Regions from separate parts of the Mus musculus genome. Here regions 1 and 3 are each linked to region 2. The links are chromatin loops, found by intact Hi-C in ENCODE. Cell type or tissue: heart. All regions are shown on one strand. Region 1 has its middle 7.2 kb from the start of Gm34466. Region 2 has its middle 4.5 kb from the start of Gm23104. Region 3 overlaps Gm34466 (a long non-coding RNA gene).

Region 1 (4,000 bases), 240 kb after region 2:
GAGGATTCCTGAAGAACTTCTGGTCTTTAGCTCACGTAGGAGACCTGCAGAAGCTGGACTCTGAAGTCAGCAAAGAAATGCAGCAGCAGCAGCAGAGTAGTTGAACTTGCCAGCAAGACCGAAGGCAAGCACTCGAAAAGCCAAGCTTCCTCCTTTAACCTCTTTTAACCTGCCTGACATCAGAAGGTACTGCCCATGTTTAGGTACTGCCCATGTTTAGGTTGGTCCTTCCCACTCCAGGTAACTCAATAGGGCATATCTCTCACAGGTGTGTTCAGTAGCTTGCCTCTTATTGACTCCAGGTCAAGTTGACTACTGAGATTGACCACCCCCACGCTTTAGTATCAAACAATGCCTCACATGAGAATGCTTTCCATAAATTATAATTGATATTCAAGTATGAAGAAATGTGGTATTTTCAGGGATGGTCATCTTCAGCTGGCGCAGCCCTCCACACTCTGGTTATCTTTATTACTGGGTGAACTTAGGGAGATGGCGCTTGATACTGATGAAGATGCTGAACCTGGAACCTAGATCTTATGCTAAGGAGTCACAGTTGCCTAATGACTATGTTTTGCAGGAGGTATAGTAGGTCAGCTTGGCTGCTCAGCTGTCTCAGACGCCAGGCTCACTTGATAGGTTGAAGTATATATCCACGCAAAACTATATAACCTTCCTGGAGACCATTGGGGCTTGGGATACCTGACCCTCAGGCCAGTCTCCTGCCATAAGCAGCCTATGTGCTTTATTCCAGTCTGCTCTCCAAGTCCTGTTTCTATGTGTCACTGTGCAATAAAGAATGCTAACTAGCCCTGTGTTGGGTGACACACTGAGTCATAAAGCCATGCTTATGGCTGTAGGCAGCTCATGCTCCCTTCAGCTGTCATTGCGTGACATGCTTAGCTGAGAGTTCCATATGACTGGGTGACAAGAAAGTTTGCTCTCCTGGGGCCACTAACCAAGGATCTAGCTCCTTGGTTCTAATATGAGAAACATTTTAGAAGGTTCAATTTATGAGTTCAAGTTGTGTCACATATCTGTAAATTCAGTATTCTGGAGTAGAGGCAGAAATAGGAGGAACGTGAAGTTCAAGGCTAGCCTGGGCTACATGATAAAACCCTGTTTTGTTTTGTTTTGTTGTTTTTGTCATTGTTGTTTTGAATATTTTGGTTTGGTTGGTTGTTTTTTATATATTCATTCAACGGTTCATCATGGAGCACAGACACTGGGATAAACTCTGAGACACCAGAATGAACAATGTGAGCAACCTGCTCCAGTGAACTGTGAAGGTACAGAGGTCATCACAGCACAAGGCTACGATGCAAGCACCACTTAGTTCTGACCTTCAAAGTGGAAAAACCTGTCTAATCCTTGATCTCTAGTTCCAAACAGGACACTAATACAACCTGGCCGAGGCCTCAGGCGCTCTCATCACTTCCTGGAGGGTGTGTGGGGGAGGGGAGAGCTCTTGTATCATCATCATTAGAGCTCACTCACTGGACATTCCCCCATGTCCTTTTGGCAACCTTCAGTGTGGGGCTCTTGAGCTGCTGCGGCAGCTTACATTTACCCACAGAGCTGGAGGGCAGACTTGTGGACGGTGGCTGTCATCCCAACACTTTAGATAAGAGGATAGACACAGAGCACAGTTGTTGTGTCTCTCTGAGCCAAAACATGTGCTTAGCAGCATTGTTTGCCTTCTACCAGGACAGTGTGCCTCCACAGAAGACTTTCCTCTCTGAAGGAAACCGAGACTATTGTTCAGAAAGTTCAAGAACAGGAAAGATGGAGTTTTAATGTCTTTTCCCTCCGTGGGTTGTGAAACGACTAACTTCTGACCTACAGGAACAGAAGGAAGTTAAGCAGGTAAACAAAGCCATGTCTAAGGAGGCATTATGATTGCCTTGTTTTGAAAATACAAGAACATTCTGAGCTTCCAGAGGAAATGCTTGTGTACGCACAATTTGAAGATTGCCGTTTCCTTCTTGGACGAAATGATTGGAAACTTCATTCCAGAGAAACTTGAACTAGCTTTGTCTCCCCAATACCTGTCATCTTCAGAGTTAGTTGACTGGGGTTCAACTTCCTATCCAGAGAGAACTACAACTAATGCTGGCACATTTGTCAGGAACTGTAACAGATATCTCGATATCTTATTAAGCCAAAATAGAGTGTGATTATTGTGAGTCAAATGTTATGCTCCTTGTGTCTTTCTCACACACATATTTTATTGCATGTTAAAAGATTTGATAGATACAAAAGGAAGACAAACAAGTTATTTCCTAGTACGGAATCTGGCATCGTGGGTTGTCCTGGTAATTATCTGAATGGAATGTCTGTTTTTGAAAACATGCCTATTACTCCTCTGAGCAGGCATACTGAGAGTCCGCATGACCCTAGAGTGGAAAGCAGGTTTGTCTCTGTTCAGATCTTGCTTCCTGGGGCCCAGTATCGAGCCAGCAGTGAACTCAGGTCTCCCCGTGCTGAACAGAGGGTTAATTAGCCTTGAGGCAGTTTTACAAGATGAAGATGTTTCCTCACTGTGAGAAGAGTGTCATAGTCTTGCCAGGAGAATTTTGGTGCCCGGGATATCAAAGTAGAGGCCTTCTTGGATCAATGAACATGCCATCCATTCAAGGGTCCAGGGAAAGCTCAAAGATGAGAAGGCAGCTGCAGTATCCTGCCTTTTGTCTGCCAGGATAGCCAGCTTCATGCACAGTGACCGCCCCCCCCCCCATGTCTGTCCTTTGAAGATCTTGCCTTGTCATTTACTTCAGTACTTTCTCACCTGTTGTAACCTCTGCCTGGAATTTCCTCTGCCTTGCCTTGCCTTGCCTTGCCTTGCCTTGCCTTGCCTTGCCTTGCCTTGCCTTGCCTTGCCTTGCCTTGCCTTGCCTTGCCTTGCCTTGCCTTGCCTTGCCTTGCTGCCTCCTCCTCCTCCTCCTTCTTCTTTAAAAAAAAAAAACCCATAATTATTTGGTTTATTTCTTTATATGTCAGCATGGGGTAGGGTGTGCATGTGAAGGGCAGAGGGCAGTTTCTGGCAGTCTGTCCTTTCCTCCTTCCATGTGGGGTTCAGGCAATATCTCAGGCCAGCAAGCTTCTGGACCCACTGAGCCATTTTCCAGCCCACCAGCTTTCGTTCAGCCTGCTCATTCTCATATTTTCTCTGTCTAATCCATGACAGACTCCTCCTGGTCCCAGCATGTATTCTAATCCTGTGTGTTTACTCTCCTACTATTCTCCAACTCCATTGCCTACGTGCTATGTTCAATGACAGCAGGGAGAGTCTGTGTCCCTCTTGGCCTGCATGGTTTTCTACTTGGCACATGGTCACAGCTCATTGGATATATGTTGAATAATATGACTGAGTCATGAGTGGATTAACACTAAAATTATTCGTGTTGCCTGTCTTAGTTGCTTTGCTATTGCTATGACAAAACACCATGACCAAGGCAACTTGTAGAAGAAAGCATTACCGTTTCAGAGGGTGAGTCTATGGCCATCGTGGAAGAGCATGGTGGCAAGGCAGGCAGGCATAGCCCTGGGGCAGTGTCTGAGATCTTACAGATTGATCTGTATGTAGGAGGGAGGGAGGGATAGGGAGAAGGATAGATATGGGGGAATAGAGGGAGATGGAGAGAAAGACTGGGCCTGGCATGGGTGTTCAAAACCTTCAAGCCTACTCCTAGTGATACCCCTCCTTCAACATGGCTACTCCTTCTAATCCTTCCCAAACAGTTCCAGAAAATAGGGGAAAAAAACCATTCAAACACATGAGCCTATGGGCACCATTCTCATTCAAACCCACTAAGTTAAGAAAATGAGGTAGTATATAATTATATATGGTCCTTAGTACTTAGTTTCTCAGAAGTATGTCCTCTGAGAATGCCAGATGTGGTGAGCAAGTATAGAAATGAGTTAGGACATAAGCTGCAACATAAAAACCAGGTATGTGTATGGGGGACATACCTGTAATGCCTGCCATCACTGGCAAAAA
Region 2 (4,000 bases):
TTACACATTCACAAAGGAACTCACACAATATGTACTCACTGATAAGTGGATATTAGCCCAAAACCTAGGATACCCAAGATATAAGATACAATTTCCTAAACACATGAAACTCAAGAAAAATTAAGACTGAAGTGTGGACACTATGCCCCTCCTTAGAAGTGGGAACAAAACACCCTTGGAAGGAGTTACAGAGACAAAGTTTGGAGCTGAGATGAAAGGATGGACCATGTAGAGACTGCCATATCCAGGGATCCACCCCATAATCAGCATCCAAACGCTGACACCATTGCATACACTAGCAAGATTTTATCGAAAGGAGCCAGATGTAGCTGTCTCTTGTGAGACTATGCCGGGGCCTAGCAAACACAGAAGTGGATGCTCACAGTCAGCTAATGGATGGATCATAGGGCTCCCAATGGAGGAGCTAGAGAAAGTACCCAAGGAGCTAAAGGGATCTGCAACCCTATAGGTGGAACAACATTATGAACTAACCAGTACCCCGGAGCTCTTGACTCTAGCTGCATATGTATCAAAAGATGGCCTAGTCGGCCATCACTGGAAAGAGAGGCCCATTGGACACGCAAACTTTATATGCCCCAGAACAGGGGAACGCCAGGGCCAAAAAGGGGGAGTGGGCGGGTAGGGGAGTAGGGGTGGGTGGGTAATTTTGGTATAGCATTGGAAATGTAAATGAGCTAAATACCTAATTTAAAAAAAAACTGTAAAATTGGGGGCTGGAGAGATGGCTCAGCCGTTAAGAGCACGGACTGCTCTTCCAGAGGTCCTAAGTTCAATTCCCAGCTACCACATGGTGGCTCACAACCATCTGTACAGCTACAGTGTGCATATATACATAAAAACAAATAAATAAAGCCACCATGTGGTTGCTAGGAATTGAACTCAAGACCTTTGGAAGAGCAGTCCATCCTCTTAACCACTGAGCCATCTCTCCAGCCACCAACATCCTTGTTTCTTATGCCTTTGGATTGTTATCTTGTGGCTGTTTTGTCTACTATTCATGTTCAGGCTTTTGTATATGGACCCGTTTTTCATTTCTTTGTGGAGGGTGGGGGTGGATGTACATAAGAGTAGAATGCTCAAGCATATAGTGGTTCTATATCAAATGTTTGGAAGTAATGCCAAACTGATTTCCACAGCACTTGCAATGTTTCATAATCTCATTAGGAAAGTATCAGATTTCAGTTTCTCTGTGTCCTCATCATCATGAGATATATTTTGAAAAGTTTTCCTGGAACTCTGAGACAGCTCAGGATAGTTTAAATGATCTGGTTGCTTGAACATCATTTTTACCCTCAACTTGGGATCACAGAACTGTTAATATAGAGCAGTGTTTCTTAGTCAGGGTTTGTATTCCTGCACAAAACATTATGACCAAGAAGCAAGTTGGGGAGGAAAGGGTTTATTCAGCTTATACTTCCACATGGCTGTTCATCACCAAAGGAAGTCAGCACAGGAACTCACACAGGACAGGAACCTGGAGGCAGGAGCTGATGCAGAGGCCATGGAGGGGTGCTGCTTACTGGCTTGCTTCCCCTGGCTTGCTCAGCTTGCTTTCTTATAGAACACAGGACTACCAGCCCAGGGATGGCACCACCCACAATGGGCTGGGCCCTCCCTCCTTGATCACTAATTGAGAAAATGCCTTTCAGCTGGATTTCATGGAGGCATTTCCTCAAGGGAGGCTCCTTTCTCTGTGATAACTCCAGCTTGTGTCAATTTGGCACACAAAACCCAGCCAGTGCACAGTGTTTCTGCACTGAGAACAACGCCGAACACCTATTTATCCCGCATTCACACCTGTTTAACCTTACGGCTGTTTTTGACGATCCATTTCTCTCTCTCCACCATGCAATTCCAATCTTGTGAAAATTCCCATTTGCTCTCATCATTTCATAAATCTCAAAATTGGACCAAAAAAAATCATAAGAGACAAGACTTGAACGTAGGTTCATTTGTGTGTATTGTTTTTGTTTTTGTGATACCGAGGGGTCCATGAATTTAGATTGCAGAAATCCAAAGTAGAGACTTGGTCTCCCACCCACGCGTAAAGGGCACCTTATCTGAATGGGGTCCCTTGCACTGAGAAAGACAAGTTGTTTTAAAAAGTGTAGTTAGTCTCTATCGTCAGCAGAGGGCAGACCTCAGCAGCCTGAGAGCTGGTAGCCAGGATGCGATCTTGACACCGCGTTGCGTCTCTGAGGGCCTGCAGGGGGCGCTGCAGCTCACATCAGCTGCCAAGGACGCTGCCGTCACCAGCTGCTGGCTTCTGGCTGTTGCTACTGTTCCTCACATGAAGCTGGGGGAAAGAATTCATCATTTGAGAGGTTGAGAGAGGAAAGGGCACGCTGCTGTCTTCCTCAAGACACTGGCCTGCTGCAGACATCCGGGAGGTTTACATTTTTGGGATTCAATTCGGTCATCTGAATTTATCATGGCTACAAAGAATATAAAGTCAAAGAAAAAAAATTGTATGTTAAAGTTTTCTAGTGACAGTGTACTTTTCTGAACACGGAACTAAAAAGGATAAACAGCCGCGGGCTAGGGACAAGGTTGAGTGACCCCCATCAGGACCTCCACGGGAACGTTTCCTGCTGTGAGTCAGTTTCTTCAGGGAGAGCAAGAGATGGAAACTCCATCTGACAGACCTGATACCGACTCTGGAGTTCTAAAATAGAACTCTGACACGTTTGGGCTAAACGCCTTCTCCTAGGAAGCAAGATTCTCGGCTCTGCATTTCAGAGGCAGATACTGGGGAAGACTGGTTGCTTGGGTTTTTAGGGTTTCTTGAGGTTCATCCGCATCTAGAACTGATGTGTGAATTGTGTTATTTCTTGGCCTATCATGCCTATATGCAAGCTATTCTGCTATAATAAATGAGGCTATTTAACTTTTTTTTTCTGTTTTCTTTTTCTTTTTTTTCTTTTTCTGTTTTTGAGAAAAAGTCTTATTCTACAGCCCAGGCTGGCTTGACATCCTGTAACCCAAGCTGTCCTCAGTCTGCTGACACCGCTCCCCGCTCAGCTCTCAGCCTCCCTCAGTGCATACACTACGTCCCCTTAAAGGACTTAACACTTTTGAGGAAGTCTTTATGGTCCTCGTTTTTTTAAAAACAAGAAAGCCACAGCTGTTAAAGTTCAAAGTCACGGAGTGAACCCCTGACAGAGGAGAAAATGCCACAAAATGGCTAATCTCCCTTCAGGGCTGTTGACAGTTAGTGTGCTAGTATCAACCGGTGTTATCACATTCCTCAGAAGAGGCCTGGCAGATGAGGGGCAGGATGCCCACTTACATTTAGATTCCCGGCAAAGAGCAAATACCCTTTAGTCACACCCAAAATATTGCACAGGACATGCATACTTTTCCCGACCCCAGTAGACAGTTGTGGAGGAAGAGATTTCTCTCTCCTCCCATCACTAGATTTCGATTGGAGACTTACAACAGATTAACAAGAGAACAGTATAACAAATTGATTTTGTGTGTGTGTGTGTGTGTGTGACCTGGGAGACCAGAAACAAAGGCCCAAAGAATGAGAGAAGTTGTTTTTATCTGTGTGTGTGTGTGTGTGTGTGTGTGCCTCTCTCTGTCTCTGTGTGTGTGTCTGTCTCTGTCTCTTTCTGTCTCTCTGTGTCTCTGTCTCTCTCTGTGAAGGCATCTCTGAGTATCTTCTTCTATCCTGCTCCATTTTACTTTTTTGAGACAAGATCTCTTCACCAACCTGGAACTTGCTGTTTAGCCCAGATTAGCTGACCAGCGAGCCCCCGATTTCCTCTTGTCTGCCTCTGGGTGAGATATAGGTGCAAGAGATCTGACCTCAGACCCTCAGGCTTGCTCACTAATTACTTTATCCATTGGGCCACGCCCCATCACTGAGATACTGTAATCTTGTAGGCACTTATGTAGAGGTATGATTGCTCAAAAGGATGTGATCTGAGGCTGATAGGCTGGGAGAACTCAGACACTTCTCAGTGGCCCTGGAGCT
Region 3 (4,000 bases), 230 kb after region 2:
GCTGGTGGCTATCTTTTTGCCAGTACTTGCTAGTGTGTCTTTGAAAAGACACTGTGGTCAGGCGGTGGTGGAGCACACCTTTAATCCCAGCATTTGGGAGGCAGAGGCAGGCGGATTTCTGAGTTCAAGACCAGCCTGGTCTACAAAGTGAGTTCCAGGACAGCCAGGGCTATACAGAGAAACCCTGTCTTGAAAACAAACAAACAAACAAACAAACAACCAAAAAGAAGAAAAGCAGCTGTGTTCTGAGAAGTGATTATGTTTGTGAGAGACTGGTTGTTTGAGCTCTCTGGACCCATGTATAAAATGGAGTAGTATTTGGCTGAAAAGAGAAGGACATAAAATTTGCAGAGAAACTGATGGGCTTAGAATGGAAAATATTAAGTGAGGTAGCCCAAACTCAGAAGCCAAAACAAATACGACCTGCGTTTTCTTTCTTCGTGTGCAGATTCTAGCCTGTATTGTATACATGTAAACAGTTGTATGTGTGGTCATTAACCATGTCTTTGGTTTTCAGCATTCTGATGGATGTGTCCGATCTCCATGCATCTTTACCATCGTTGCCATCCAGTCTTAGGTGAAAGGAAAGGGGAACGAAAAAGCACAGAAATCATTACAGGAACACATATGGAGTTGGAATTTTCTAAAGAGACTTACACTTCTAACTTGATTAAAGTAATATTATCCAGTTGGTAGATGACTTATAATTCTTTCTAAAATAAAGAGAAAACGTACTATGTTAACTTTCATTTTTTTTCTTTTTTTCTTTTTTTTCTTTTACTTCCCCTCTCTCTTTCTACCATTCACATAATACTCCCAGGCCATGCTGGTTTTTTTTTTTTTTTTTTTGATGGAAAAACTATGGATCTAAAAGAGCACAGGTGCTGCCTTGTCCTTAACCACTTCCTAATAATCAAAGTAGCATAGTTAACAGGCATGCCTGTGCAGAAAACAACCTATAGCGGAGTTCCCAGTTCCTTCCCATACTAGCTGGGTGACAAAGGGTGATGACCTGAAGCTCTGAGCCTCAGCCTCTTAGGTATATGATGGGGATAATCGTACACTCCTCACAGGATCTTTAGGTGAGCAGATTAAACAATCTATTGGTGGCCACAGTTGTTGCATCAATAGGAGACTGTCAAGCTAGTCCTGGGACAGTCACCATGTTATCTTGTCCTTTCCTATATAATGAAGTTTTAACCCAAGTCATGAGAGGTTTATGAGTTTGAGTTTTATTTGTATAACCTACAGTCCTAGCCTCCATCGTAATCTCTAGATTTCAGGGAGCATGGCAAAGATAAGAGACAGCACATTAAAGACAGATGGGGGGGTACTATGAACTTAATCATGCCCTGTTGTCTTACAGCAAAGAGTTTACAGCCTTTGTCATTTGTTCCTTCTGAACATTATGCTATTTGCAGTTTATGTATTTATTAGACACTTATTCAATAAACTTCCCTCCACCCTGCTGCTATGACTAGCAATGAGAAACACAGAAATCATCTGTTCCAGTCCAGTCAGGACAGGCTTCGTGAAGGAGGAAGAGATTGAACTGAGGTCCAGAATTGACGGGGATGTCACCTTATTTGGAAGTGGTCCACGTCAACCCAGGGTGGTTACAGAATGTCAGAGGGAAGGTTCTGGCTACACACAAGGTGCTGACATGTTGAAAAACAGCTCTCAATGATCTCAGACACTGGTCTTCTGGTAGTCCATCTCCTCATCCCACAGACTTCTATTTGGTCTGCTGAGGACTATTGTTTCAGGAGAGATTCTGAAAGAGATTTCCTTACAAATCTCATTGAAACACAGGAGTAAATGGGATGAGGAGTTTTTCCTGCCCTCTCTGAGAGGCCCATACTGGGAGAAGGCAAGGAAGATGAGAGGGGAAGGGATGAGGATTCCCACACATCAAAGAGAATGTGTGGGGACCACTGAGAAAGATGGAGACTCAAGGCCGACTCCAGTCTCACATCACTTGGAGCCTGTGGAATCTGGCTCAGGCAAGGGAATCTCGGAAGAGCACTCTTCTTGTTTACAAGAGTCTTTGAAAGATGATAGCTGCGTTGGTGTGGTATGATGAGAAGGCTTCTTCCACTGTGCTGATTATTTTCGTTGACATCACCATGGGTGCCCAGCTAACTCCCCCCACCTGCCTTTTATTCAATCTGTGGCCAGAGCTCAGGGGATACTGTGGACCACCTCCAGGGGGTTCTTCCCTTTTCAATCCCCTCTGGATATACCTTAAGACACACCCAGAAGGAGACTGTATCTTAGGAAGAAGGAGAAAAACAAGGAAAAACTCCTAGTGGGTTGAAGAGCTGCGTGTAATAAATGGAGCTGTTTATTTTTCTGAGAAAACTTGGGTGACTTTCTGACTTCTTAGTTGGAAAGCCTTTCTGTGACTCAATATAGTAAAAGATCAATAACCCTGTCTAAGGCTACATGAACACCATTTTCAGTGGCAAAATATGCCACAAGCAACATCAGGAGACAAATGACCAACTGGGAGAAATGTTTGCAACTTCTAGCAGGGAGGGCTTGAACTCTCTCCCAGTTAGGTAACACACGCTGAAAATAAATCAACAAGCCTGATAGGAGACGGGCAAATTGCACACAGACAAAAATAATTCACTGGGGGTAAGGAACTAGCTTTTAAGCAAAATTTTTTTAAAAATTCAACTAGACTTACAGTAAGAAGACTTCTGATTAAAAAATATTCTGATCTATTTTTCATTTACAGACCGGAAAACAATTAGAAGTTGAACCAGCCATACATTCTGTTTGCATAGATATTTCACATAATGGCCCCACAGAGATGGAGTCATATAATCTCAATGCATCTATGATAGTTTGAATACAAAATATCCTCTATATATCATGTTTTTGACATGGTCCTGAGTTAGTGCTGTTTCGGGAATCTATGGAGCCTTTTATCAGGTGGAGTCTTGCTGGAGGAAATACGTCATTGAGGCAGGACTTTGAGAGATTTTTAGCCTTGCCTCCTTTCCTGCTCCCCCTCACCACACCTCCTTGCAGCACCACCCACTCCACTCTGCTTGTGTAGATGACATGTGATCCCTGCTTCCTGTTCCTGCCTCTGTGCCATCCCTCCCCCCTCCCCCATCATTGATGGACTCTGTCCCTCTGGAGCCATAAGTCAAAACAAAGTCTTTCTTTCATAGCTCACCTCTGGTCGCTGTGTTTTATCACCGCAACGGAAAAGTGAATTCATATATCTAACCTACAAAGAAGCAAAACATTGCTTCTTTGCCAGGAGTGACTTAAAGATGGGTGCTTGGCTCTTTCACACAGTCAGCATATTTAGCTCTACACACACACACACACACCTGCAAACACTGGGTGAGACTACCCACAAGGGCAGTGTGTTAAGCAGTGCAATGTCCCAGAAACATTTGCCTGGGGAACCGAATGTAAACCCAGTCAACTCTGACCTATATATCTTCTTGCTTCCTCTTCCCCTGAGTTTCCCTTCCTTTGTGGGAGTCATCAGAAACTACTGGGAAGGAGTTTAGATTCCTGGCTTGCTCTCTTGTGTTTAATTTAGTTTTTGGTTTTGACTAAGAACAATGGCTCTCAGTCTGCAACAGGGAAAGAAACTTGCTTGGAAATTTGCCCTGCAGGAGATTCAAGTCTTGGAGCTCACAGGGGATGTAACTCGGACCAAGATCCTCATGCGCCGATTTTGTCTTAGAGAAAGGCAGCGTGACAGAGTCACTTGGCCTGTGAGGGATGCATACACTTGACTGAAGTGTGGTGAGGGATGCATACAGTTAAGAGGCTGTCCTCTGGTCTTGGTTTCAAAGTCATTTCCAGGCTGATAATCAACTTATAGATCTATTTAACTTATTAAGACAAAATGAAACAAGAAACCAAATTAATCCCCGCCTCCAAATCTGGACATGACTATGAAATGCTTAAGTAAATCTCTCCTTAAGCCAGGCCATTTCTCCCCCTCCCCCCCCCCCCCTTTACACAC

Evidence for each region. Peaks named below come from ENCODE experiments on the same cell type or tissue, not always from the same donor. Only the 100,000 strongest peaks of a DNase experiment are listed, where the experiment ranks them.
Region 1: it touches region 2 in a loop (2.4-fold over the local background); 2 of 42 quality-filtered maps call a loop at or near these places.
Region 3: a loop joins it to region 2, with 2.2 times the contacts of the local background. A loop is called at or near these places in 2 of 42 quality-filtered maps.

What each region holds. Positions count from the first base shown.
Region 1 is chr13:45,273,006-45,277,005 of GRCm38, forward strand. No RefSeq gene overlaps it. Among named protein-coding and RNA genes, the nearest start is that of Gm34466, 7.2 kb to the left of the region's middle. In heart, no CTCF peak of the experiment used is centred here; a DNase peak (open chromatin) is centred at 1,556; H3K27ac peaks cover 1,574 bases.
Region 2 is chr13:45,028,822-45,032,821 of GRCm38, forward strand. No RefSeq gene overlaps it. Among named protein-coding and RNA genes, the nearest start is that of Gm23104, 4.5 kb to the left of the region's middle. In heart, no CTCF peak of the experiment used is centred here; a DNase peak (open chromatin) is centred at 2,230.
Region 3 is chr13:45,263,425-45,267,424 of GRCm38, forward strand. All of the region lies in intron 1 of Gm34466 (a long non-coding RNA gene), which reads right to left. Among named protein-coding and RNA genes, the nearest start is that of Gm34466, 2.3 kb to the right of the region's middle. In heart, no CTCF peak of the experiment used is centred here; no DNase peak of the experiment used is centred here.